Linked DNA regions of Homo sapiens: region 1 is linked to region 2. The links are chromatin contacts, found by Hi-C or POLR2A ChIA-PET in ENCODE. All regions are on one chromosome and are shown on one strand. Each heading gives the region's core, a stretch centred on a gene start or an enhancer-like site at or near the end of the contact. The rest is flanking DNA. Distances are from core to core; before and after follow the strand shown. Region 1 overlaps LOC107986009 (a long non-coding RNA gene). Region 2 overlaps LMCD1-AS1 (LMCD1 antisense RNA 1).

Region 1 (5,849 bases), core at 2,682-5,181, 150 kb after region 2:
CAGCCCTTCCTTGTGACCTCAGCCAGAAGCCCAGAGTCTCCATCACCTGCTAATCAGCCCCAGGGACCCTGTACAAGCAGATGCCCCACTGAACGCCACTGCCTCATGGCTTGCCTCCCTTCTGGCTTCCAGGGCAGCCTGGAGATTGCTAACCTTCTATACAGTGGGCAGCGATCACTAGGAGGTAGCACAGGCTAGCTGTGCACAGGGCATAGGTAGTTCAGCTCATTGTCTCATTGCCTAAGACAAGACACCTCAGCCAGGAGTTGTGTGTAGACACAGAAAATCTAGATCACAACCAGGCTTCCCCTAACACTCTTATGAGTGGGTGAAGAAATGGGAGCTATGTGGCTGTACAACCTGTAATGTGCTGAATGACCACCCCCAAAAGGGTGTTGAGTAACAGCTTCACGCGAGCCTGAAAGGGATGCATGTGCCAGCCCAGACGGCGTGTTTATCAGTGACTTGGGGTAAGGCACACAGCGTGCTCATCAATGGCGTGGGTGGCACTGTGATGAGAAGGGCTGCCAAATGTTGAATGAGAAAATTAGGACCCAAAAATATCCAGGCATCTTGGAACAATATAGCATGGATCCAACAAGGCAAAATTTTAATGGGGACAGATGGTGGAAAGCTCTGTGCTTGGGCCCTGAAATGCAGCTGCCCTAATCCCAGAGGGCGTAGCACAGAGTACTAGCAGCATGTGTGAGGAAGACGTGGGGAGGTTTGTTGCATGTACAGAGTGTGGGGTGTCTGCTAAGCAGAGCTGTGATCGCAGATGTGGGGTGGGGGGTCAGAATAAAGTGAGTGTCCTCCTTTTCCTCGCTCCGATTCGGAGCCGCCAGAGCCCCACCCTTGGAGGAGAGTGAAAAACAGTGGAAAATGGTGAGGAGTGATGGGGACTGAAGCCATGTCTTATGAGCAATGGCTGAAAGTGCTATGTTTAGCATAGAGAAGAAGCTCAGGAGGACATGAGAGCTGCTTTCAAATATCTGAAGGGCTGTCACAAGGAAGAAGAATTCAAACTTTTTCTGTGTGGCTCCACAGGGCGAAGCCAGTGCAATGCCAGTGACGTCAAGGAAGATTTGGGCTATGTAGAAGTCAGCTCGGTACTGACCAGCAGTCAGGGCTGTCAGAGGATAAAATGGGTTGTCTCCAGAGAGACTGAGCTCCCCGTCACTGGAAGTCATCAAGCACAACAGAACGACCACCTCAGAGGGGTACTAAGAAGGTCGTCGCTGGCCAAGATGCTCCCTGTGGGCCCTTTTATCTCCAGGAACTGAGCCTTTTTCCTGGGAGGCCTCAGGAAGGAAACACCGCCTCTAGTCAAGGTGTAGCAAAGCACCTTTTTCTTAAATTCTCCGGCCAACCCCTCTCAACAGCTGCCATCCCACTGACTCCTTCTCCTAAATTAGGCTCCCTGGGGCCTCACACAGGGGTTAGAGCTCAGAGACAAGGGCTCCAGAAAGTAATTAAGTCCATGCTATCATCACTCAACTTGTCCTAAAGAACACCGAAGCCCCAAGGGCAGGTGGCCAAGTTTCCTCAAATTACCATTCTTGTAGCAGATTTTGGCCCCTTGTCCCTGAGGGCCCAGGCCTCAGCAAGGCGACACCTGCCAAATGGCAACCAAAATAGAGCTGAGCCCTGCGACCCAGGCTATCACCCAGAAAAGGGGACGTTTAGTCAAGGACATGGGGAAGTGGCTTCCCGCATCCTTGCCCCTTCTCCCTCCACTGGGGTCTGCAGTTGTTTTCTTCTTAATCAGCCAAACAGTCAGGAATGAGGGACAATCCCAGCCGTGAGATGGAAGTGAGACATGTTCAGATGGGCGAGACTGGGCATGAGTCTTGGGCGTGGGAGAACAGCAGGGCTTCGGAGCACAAGAAGTTCCTGAGAACACCCAATCCCCTTGCTCGGCAGACATGAGCTAGTGCTCGGCAGACATGCTAGGCATTTTGCTATAGGGCAGACTCGGTTCTAATGGTGGGAAAGAAAGGGAATAACAAATGAACAAACGTTCTGTTTTGTGGCATTTGAATACACTGGAGCCCAGAGAGGTTGAGTGACTTGGCCAGGGTCACAGAGCAATGGCAAGGCTAAGGGTCAGACCAGGCTTCCTCTCAGCTTTGGTCAAAGTGTTGTTAGAAATGTCAGCCCCGCTGGGCCCAGAAGCACAAAGGAGGCCCTTGCATCCTCCAGTCTACCAACTCTCTCGTCTCTGGAACCTCTTTTTTTCAGGGAATCAGAGTTTCCTGAGAATAAAAGCTCCTAAGGCAGTAGCCAATACACAGTCTCTGAGTGTCTACAGGAGGGAGGTTGGAACCTCACAGAGTAGACAACACCCAGAAGAGCTTAGGGACTCCAAAGACATTGGCAGTAATGCCTCCTTATCTGTGGTTTTACTTTCCACAGTTTCAGTTACCCTAGGTCAACCACAGTTTGAAAAGATTAAGTAAAAAATTCCAGAAATCAACAATTCATGAATTTTAAATTGCACACCGCCATTCTGAGTAGTATAGTGAAATCTCACACTGTCCCTCTCCATCCCACCTGGGACTTGAATCTTCCCTTTGTCAAGCATATGCACACTGTCTGTGTCACCCACCCTATTATACAATGTGATTGCATAGGGGCCGGGCACGGTGGCTCGTGCCTGTAATCCCAACACTTTGGGAGGCTGAGGCAGGCAGATCACTTGAGGCCAGGAGTTCGAGAGCAACCTGGCCAACATGATGAAACCCCATCTTTACTAAAAATACAAAAATTAGCTGGGTGCAGTGGCGCATGCCTGTAATCCCAGCTACTTGGGAGGCTGAGGCTGGAGAACCGCTTGAACCTGAGAGGGGGAGGTTACAATGAGCCAGGATCACACCACTGAACACTAGCCTGGGAGACAGAGCGAGACTCTGTCTCAAAAAAAAAAAAAAAAAGTGATTGCATAGGAGAAAAACATAGCAAACATAGCATACATAGGATTTGGTACTATCTGTGGTTTCAGGCATCCACAGGGAGTCTTGGAACCTACCCCTCGCAGATAAGGGAGGGTTACTGTGCTTCCTTCCCAAATGTCCCCTGTTGGGATAATTGTAAACATAAAGGACATGGGAAGAAAGATGAAGACATGCGAAAGGAGGAGAAAAGGCAGATGAAGACACTGCCAAAATGGGTGGACCACATCTGAATCCTCACCCAAATAAATCAACTTTAAATAAATATGTTTACCTACCAGAAATGACATAAGGTTCAACCTAATACACTCTGAAGTATTTGTGGATGAAATAACATAATTATAGGATTTCCTTCAAAATAGCCTAACGGGGGTGCCAGAAGAGGGACGTGCTGACAGATGAAATAACCTCAGTTAATAATCGTTGAACTGCTGGCTGAGTACAAAGGGGCCTTGTTATATTTGCTCTTCCCTCTACTGTTGTATACATTTGAAATGTTCCATAATTAAAGTTTGAAAAAATATGTTGCCAATATTTTGAGCATCACTGCTAATGTCACAGCCTAGAAAGAGAATTTTTAAAAGGATGTGAATATTTTGCAAAGGTCAATTTTGGTATCCATAATTATGTTAGTTCTTATTAGTCTTCCTGGAAGTCATTTGGCCAAACTGCTATTGAATGGGACAAGGACTGGGAAAATTACACTCATCAAAATAACCCATCAAAATAATGGCAAAAAAGAAAAACTCAACAAAATAATGACAAAACTGTTTCTCATCCTCACTTCTTTTCCAAGGGACCAATTTACCAGCTTTGCCTCCTTAGTGGGGAGGGTCCTCTGTGGAAGCACCTAGAAGTGGGGAGCGTTTCTTGTCCATTTAATTGCTTCATGGTTATCTCTGAGCTGGGCTATTGCCCCCTTGGCTCCAGTGATGTCACACACAAGTCGACTTTGGAGATTTAAGCAATCCTTCTGCAGTGCCTGGCCCATCCCAAACTCAGCTGCTCGGATGCCTTCTCTAAATAGAAGCCTTGTTTAGTGATGCCTACCCTTTTGCCTGCCTACAGAAGCCAGGCTGAGAGGCCAAGCTGATTAGTTATGAGCTAATTTTTACCTGTGTCCACCTGTTGATGTCCATTTCCACAGGTCCTGAATAGTGTAGTCACGTGGTGTGTAATATGACAGCCTGTTTTTGAAGCAGGACTGTCCATGGTGTAGAGTATCACTGGCCATTCAGGACATGGCTTTCAGTGCTCCACAAATCTAGCATAAAGTAACATTGACTCATACAGTGAAAAATTGACCATATTCTTTTATCACTTCTCCCCAAATCTACCTGGTTACTTCAAGGAGAAAGTCTCACTTTGAGCTAGGAACGTTGGCTTATGCCTGTTATCTCAGCAAAGGTGGGTGGATCGCTTGAGCCTAGGAATTCAAGACCAGCCTGAGCAACATACTGAGACCATATCTCTGCAAAAAATCCAAAAATTAGCTGGACATGGTAGCATGCACCTGTGGATCCAGCTACTCCGGAGACTGAGGTGGGAGGATCACTTGAGCCTGGGAAGTTGAGGCTACAGTGAGCTGAGATTGTGCCACTGCACTCCAGCCTGGGTAGGCAGAACAAGACCCTGTCTCAAGAAAAAAAAAGTCTCTCTTTGTTGCCACTATGTCTTTATCACCTTTCTAACATACTTAATCTCCCTTTTTAGCAAAAACAAAAGTGTTGTCAGGTATCTAACTAAATAGAATAGTTTGGTTTGATTTCATCATATTTAATTCTGTAGCTACTTTCTATTTATAAAAGTAATGTTGGTATCATGTATAAGCATAAGATGTGATACCAGCCAAATGATGTTAGTTCCCATGTATAACCATAAGACAATGTAATAAAACATAAAGTAAATATAATTCAGATATTCTGAAAATTACAAAGAAATAGATTAAACACACAGCTAATGAAGTTTGCATAGGTCCTTCCTGAAGCTGTCCCAGCACCACTCAATAAAAGAGATAGCATACAGGAGAAAAAGCCAGAGTGAAAAAAGAAGGCAACCTTAATTGATTGGGATTAAGTTATCCAACTTTTCAATTCCAAAAAGCACAGGACCATACGAATACATTTTGTATGTTTTTTTTTTTTTCTCAAAAAGGTATCCTGCCATCACCTAGCCTAGAACTTCAGGAATCATCCTTGCCTTTCCCCTCATATCTCACTTATCATCTCCATCCTTCATAGTTATAACCATCATTATCATTACCATCACAATCACCATGCTCACTTTCACTGTCATCATCATCACCATCATCAATGTCATGACTGTCATCACCACCATCATCATTATCACCATCATTATAACCATTATCATCATCATCATCACCATCATCAGTGTCATCATTATCATCACTATCATCAATGTCATTGCTGTCATCATCACCATCATCATCACTATCATTATCATAACCATTATCATCAACATCATAAATATCATCACTGTCATCACCACCATCATCATCACCATCATCATTATCATAACCATTATCATCACTATCAATGATCACTGTCATGATCATCATCATCACCATTATCACCAACAATAGCCAATAGTATTTACTGAATGCTTCTTATGAACCAGGCATTGTGCTTCACCTCCATTTTAGTTATTTCAGTGAATCCCTCACAAGCAGAGATGCTGTTATCCAGTCTGTCTTACAGAGGATGAAACAGATTTGGAGAGGTTAAATAAACTGCCCATGTTTACACACCAGGTAAGCAGCAGGGTCAGGATTTGAACCCTGGTCTGTGGTTAGAGTCCAAGCTATTAATCACTACACCCTCCTGCCTTTAGTTGAATCACTGACCTACCTTAGACTTTCAGTATTTCTTTCCTCGACTT
Region 2 (5,678 bases), core at 318-2,817:
GCTTCTCAATGTCATTGGGCATTGGATAAAGATCTGAGTGTATATGTTGTCTGATACAGAAAGTGAGTGAGAATGTAGGTAGAAAAAAGAAAAACAGCACATGAAGAGATGTAGAAAGCTCAGCTAAGCTCAAACTCTCCCAGTGAAACACCAAAAGTACAGGGACAACAGTAGTTTGGAATGAAGCATTGCTCCTCATACAGCAGAAGAGAAACTGGAACATCCTAACATCAGCACCAAAGCAGTTTTCCATGTCCTCATTCCCTCATTCATGCATTCATTCAAATATTTACCAGGAGCCACAAACGTGACCAAAACATGCCCTTGCCTTTACAACTGCTCCCTGTGGTAGAGGAGACCTCTAAGCGAATAATCAGAATACAACACACTTAGTGTTATATCTGAGATACACACAAGGTGCTACTGGACAGATAAAACAGGGAAGGAAAAAGAAGACGTTAAACATGGGTTTAAAAGATGAATAGAAGTTCAAGTACAGAAGGGCAGCCAGGCAACAGGAATGAGAAGTGCAAGAGCACAGCATGGAGCAAAAGGGCAGGAGAAGGTCACAGGATGGCAAAAGTTTTCATGCATGTGAGGGACTGGGAAACTTGTAGGGTTTGGGAAGGTGGAGCAGGAAGAGGCAGGAAGGGTAGGCAGGGGCTAGATACAGAGCCACAGGCCCCTGAGCACTTGCGATGTGCTGGTCTGAACTGAGATGTGCTGTGGGTGTAAAATACACACCGATTTTGAAGACTCAGTGGGAGCAAATAAAGTAAAATACCTCATTAATATTTTTACATTGTTTGGCTGTTGAAATGATAATATTTGGGTTATACTGAGCTAAATAAAATATATTATTAAAATTAACTTCACTCATTTGTTTTGACTTTGTTAGTGTGGCTGCTAGAAAATTTAAGATGACATATATGGCTTACAATCACCTCCACTGGGCAGTGCTGGGCTCATTCAAGCATGAGAACATCGGATTCCATCATAGGGGTCTTGGGGCTCATCTGGTAGCAACAGGGAGTCACCAGAAATTCCAGAGCAAAGGAGCAATTCAGTCCGCTGAAGGTTTAGGAACACCTTCAGTGGCTTCAGGTTGGTGGGGTAAAGCAGTGGTCGGGGAAGGCACTCTGGGGGACATTAAGCTTCCTAAGTCAGGAATGTTTAGGTCTGAATAAAGCAGAGAAGGAAAATGTGGGAGAGCTATTTAAGAGAAGAGAAAATAATTGACAAATCAAAATCAGATTATTACACTACAAAACCATCACAGGATTCAATTACAGTCCTTTGTGGGGAAATGCCTCCTCCTCCATCCCCCCCACGTCCCCAACTCCCACCAGATCACATAGTGTAACCTTCCTGGCTGATGTAACACACAAAGCTGAAAAGATAGTTTTCAGGACACAGGAAAAGCAAGTGGCAATGCTTAAGAGAAGAACTTACTCCTCTTTCCTTGTTAAGGATCCAGGAGGCAAACCTAACCCCGCTGGGCCCCAGACAGCAATTCCTAACAGTGTGCTCTTTTATACCTTCCTTCAAGGCTGCTGACAGGAAAGGCCGTTGCCAAGGAAACAGGCTGAGCCAGGAAGCTGACTGGAGCAAACACAGACAGTCTCACGGCCGCTCTGTGGACAGAGCGGACCAGTTGGTAAATATTTCACCAGGCACATACCAGAGACGCAAAGCAAACAGTATGTCATCCCAGCGCTGGGCTGGAATCGTTCCACGAGGAAATGTTGAACTCAGAAGCTGTGCAGCTTCGTTCCCATGTTACAAAGGATGACCTCCCAATATGACAGGGCTTACAGTGGGGCATTGGGACACTTTGCTAGAGTGGGATTATAGCACTCTATATGTGCGAGTTCCACATCTGCGGATTCAACCAAATGAAAAATATTCTCCAAAAAATGTACAAATAATACGAATTGTAAAGTACATTAAATAAATAAAATATAAACTAACTACGTAGCATTTACATTGTATTAGGTATTATAAGTAATCTAAAGTACATAGGTTACAGGCAAATATGCTATTTTACATAAAGGACTTGAGCAGGAGCAGTTTTTGGTATCCGCAATGGCCCTGGAACCAATCCCCTTTGACTGTACTGAGCATCTCCCAGCACAGAGGCTATCAGTGCTGGTGGCAAAAGAGATGTCAAGGTACTCTGGAGAAAAGTAGAAAATCAGTGGGCAAGCTACTTCTCCTTCATGGCAGCCTCAATTTTGCTTACCTTTAAAATGGGTATAATCTTTTAAAGATTATGTAATAGGATGAGCATTCAATGGAATAAAATAGTTTAATAAATAAGATAAATGTGTAGTCGCCTCAATAAATGTTAGTTTCACTTTCCGCTCCAGTGTGTAACATCTAGAATTAAAGATATTCTGTGTACAGTTTGAATGCCAACTATTTAGATACAACACTTCTATTAAGTAAGCCTAAGTCTGTCTTAGCTTCCTCAGTATATAACACTGAATACAACCACAGAGGGATTCTTTTTGCTTTGTATCTTTTACGTGAATGGCAGGTAAGTCACATCTCCTGGATTTTTTACTGATGTAATTGATGATCTGGGCTCAAGTCCTGAACATGCAAACCATTCCAGTGAATTCCATTTTATTAGATTGAAGCCATAGCTCTAGCCTAGCAAGATCACTTGAAAGCTGTCCTCTGTCCTCAGGGAGCTTCATGTCTGGGGCAGTGGTTTTTAAAACGTGGTCTCTTGACCTCAGAATTAACTGAGGTGATTGGTTAAAAAGGTGAGTTTTCAGTCTTCATCTTAGACCTATTGAATCAGAACATCTGGAGGCAGGTCCCAGAAACTTGCAATTTTAGCAAACTTTCCAGTTTACACTCATGCACAATAAAGTTTGAAAAATCAATTTTCTTCATTATTTCTGCATTTTAGAAATTGGTCCTTGGACCACCTGCATTTGATGCCTGTTGAAATGCAGGTTTCTGAACATCATCCACATGTAAGGAATCATAGTCTCTGGACTCAAGAACCTGCCTGTGTAACAAACTCTCCAGTTGATTCTTACTCACACTAAAAGCTGAGAACCAATGGCCTAGTGAATCGTAAAGAAATACTCCTCAAACTTGGCATTGGTGTGCATAGGAAGTGCCTGGAGAGCTTGTTAAAGCAGAGATCGCTGAGCCCACCTCCAGAAAATCTGACTCACTAGGTTTGGGGAGGGATCCAAGAACTTATATTTCTAACAAGCTCCCAGCTGATGGAAATGCTGCTGATCCACAGATCACACTATGGGCAGTTGTGGTGTTAAACTCATAATAGTCTATATAGTTTTAAAAATACACCCATATCTAAAGAATCTATACAAATCCTATTGAAACAAAAATGGCCATGCCTTATTGTAACCTGGGAAAGGTTTGTGTATGCATGTGGTAAAATACACATAACATAAAATTTACCATTTTAACCATTTTAAAGTAGACAATTCAGTGGGCATTTAATACATACACAATGCGGAGCCACCATCACTACTGTCTAGTCCCAGAATTGTTTATCTCCCCAAAAGGAGACTCCATACTCATTCAGTAGCCACTCCCCATTCCTGCTTCCCCTCAGTCTCTGGCGACCACTAATCTGATTTTTCTCTCTATTAATTTGTCTTTTCTGGATATTCCACATAAATGAAATCATACAATATATGGCCTTTGGCATATGGCTTCTTTCACTTAGCAAAATGTTTTCAAGGTTCATCCATGTTGTAGAATGAACCAGTGATTTATTCTAGATCACCTTTTGTTTATCCATTCATCAGCTGATAGATGTAGGTTATTTCCACCTCTTGACTACTGTTAATAGTGCTGCCATAAACAATAGTGTGCAAGTTTTTGTTTGAACATCTGTTATCAATTCTTGGGGGTATACGCTTAGGAGTGAAATCACTAGGTCACATAATAAGTTTGTGTTTAACTTATTGAGGAATTGTCAAATTGTTTTCCACAGCAGGCTATACCATTTTACATTTTAGTCAGCAATGTATTAGGGTTCCAATTTCTCCACATACTCACCATCACTTGTGATTTTCCTTTTTTTATTATGACCATCCCAGTGAGTGTGAAGTATCATCTCATTGCAGTTTTGATTTTTATTTCCTCAGTGACTAATAACATTGGGAATCTGTTCACACCCTTACCGGCCATTTGTGGATCTGCTACGGAGAAATATCTATTCAGGAACTTTGACCATTTTTTAATTGGGTAATTTGTCTTTTTTGTTGTTGAGTTGTAAGTTAGTTATATATCCCTGATACTAACCCCTTATCAGATATGTGATTTATACATATTTTATAAATATTTACATAATTTTAAATAATCTATTTAAAATAAAATATTTTTAAATAATCTATTTAAAATAAAATATTTTTAAATAATCTATTTAAAAGAAAATATTTTTAAATAATCTATTTAAAAGAAAATATTTTTAAATAATCTATTTAAAAGAAAATATTTTTAAATAATCTATTTAAAAGAAAATATTTTTAAATAATCTATTTAAAAGAAAATATTTTAACTTCAAATAATCTATTTAAAATAAAATATTTTAACTTCAAATAATCTATTTAAAATAAAATATTTTAACTTTAAATAATCTATTTAAAATAAACTATTTTAACTTTAAATCATCTATTTAAAATAAAATATTTTACTTTAAATCATCTATTTAAAATAAAATATTTTAGATAGGTAAAATATTTGTAAATATTTTATCCCGTTGTCTTTTCACTGTCCTGATAGACCATACCTTTTTGAAGATTAATTAAATTCCAAGGCAATGACAGTTCTACAAAAGTTCATAACTGGCAAAGACTTGGAATCCGTGCTGTCAAAGTCTCTCAGAAAAAAAAAACTGAGGCCCAGAGAGCTACAGAGGCTGTTTCAGGGTCTCATGGGAACTCCCCAGCACTGGAAGGGCTTAGAGAACATTCAGTCCACTTCCCCAACACACAGTAAGCACATGCAAACACATACACACATATGATGCCATTTTATGTCTCGGATATTAAAGGCACTTGAAATACACTCTTAGAAAGTTGCCTCTTTTTAGAAGTCAAGGTGTAATGCATCTGCAGAGGTTAATGCATTCAAAGTTAGACTTTCAGCACTAGACAGTATTCCATTAAAAATCTAATGTCAGAGCTTACAAAGAGAAAGCAAAATAGGTACTCAGGGTGGATCTGGAATTTCTTCGATATTGGACATTTCCTTTAATTCAGAACCTATTTCTAAATTAGAGGTATACATTTATTACCTACTAGTGAAATGGGTTAATAACCACAAAGCAAGTGTCTCAAATGCAAACAATGACAAGGGCAAGGAAGTAACACCGAATGTCAAATCCAAAGGAGTGAAAGGTGATAGGCTTACAGTGTTTGTTTTACGATTAAGTGTATGATGAGTTCATGTCCTTTGTAGGGATGTGGATGAAATTGGAAATCATCATTCTCAGTAAACTATCGCAAGAACAAAAAACCAAACACCGCATTTTCTCACTCATAGGTGGGAATTGAACAATGAGAACACATGGACACAGGAAGGGGAACATCACACCCTGGGGACTGTTGTGGGGTGGGGGGAGATGGGGGAGGGATAGCATTGGGAGATATACCTAATGCTAGATGACGAGTTAGTGGGTGCAG

The links. A loop is a pair of places that touch in the nucleus more often than their neighbours do. ChIA-PET counts read pairs that join two places held with the same protein, here RNA polymerase II (POLR2A). Pooled maps may share reads with other maps.
Region 1: a map of mesodermal cell shows a loop between it and region 2 (5-fold over the local background). The contact joins two enhancer-like sites. A Hi-C loop is called at or near these places in 74 of 168 maps with a recorded cell type or tissue (Caco-2, Calu3, GM23248 and 39 more), 29 of 37 single-sample maps with no recorded cell type and 40 of 50 pooled maps. POLR2A ChIA-PET finds 5 or more read pairs at or near these places in 5 of 52 experiments (AG04450, HEK293, MCF 10A and 2 more).

The regions. Positions count from the first base shown.
Region 1 is chr3:8,595,305-8,601,153 of GRCh38, forward strand. The region is part of intron 4 of LOC107986009 (a long non-coding RNA gene); the gene reads right to left. Among named protein-coding and RNA genes, the nearest start is that of LINC00312, 26 kb to the left of the region's middle. Within about 2 kb of position 3,932, at least 2 of the 41 ENCODE cell types and tissues checked have a DNase peak (open chromatin) inside an H3K27ac peak, as active enhancers do; they include gastrocnemius medialis and psoas muscle, where a contact is called at or near this core.
Region 2 is chr3:8,442,909-8,448,586 of GRCh38, forward strand. All of the region lies in intron 3 of LMCD1-AS1 (LMCD1 antisense RNA 1), which reads right to left. Among named protein-coding and RNA genes, the nearest start is that of LMCD1-AS1, 56 kb to the right of the region's middle. Within about 2 kb of position 1,568, at least 31 of the 41 ENCODE cell types and tissues checked have a DNase peak (open chromatin) inside an H3K27ac peak, as active enhancers do; they include gastrocnemius medialis and psoas muscle, where a contact is called at or near this core.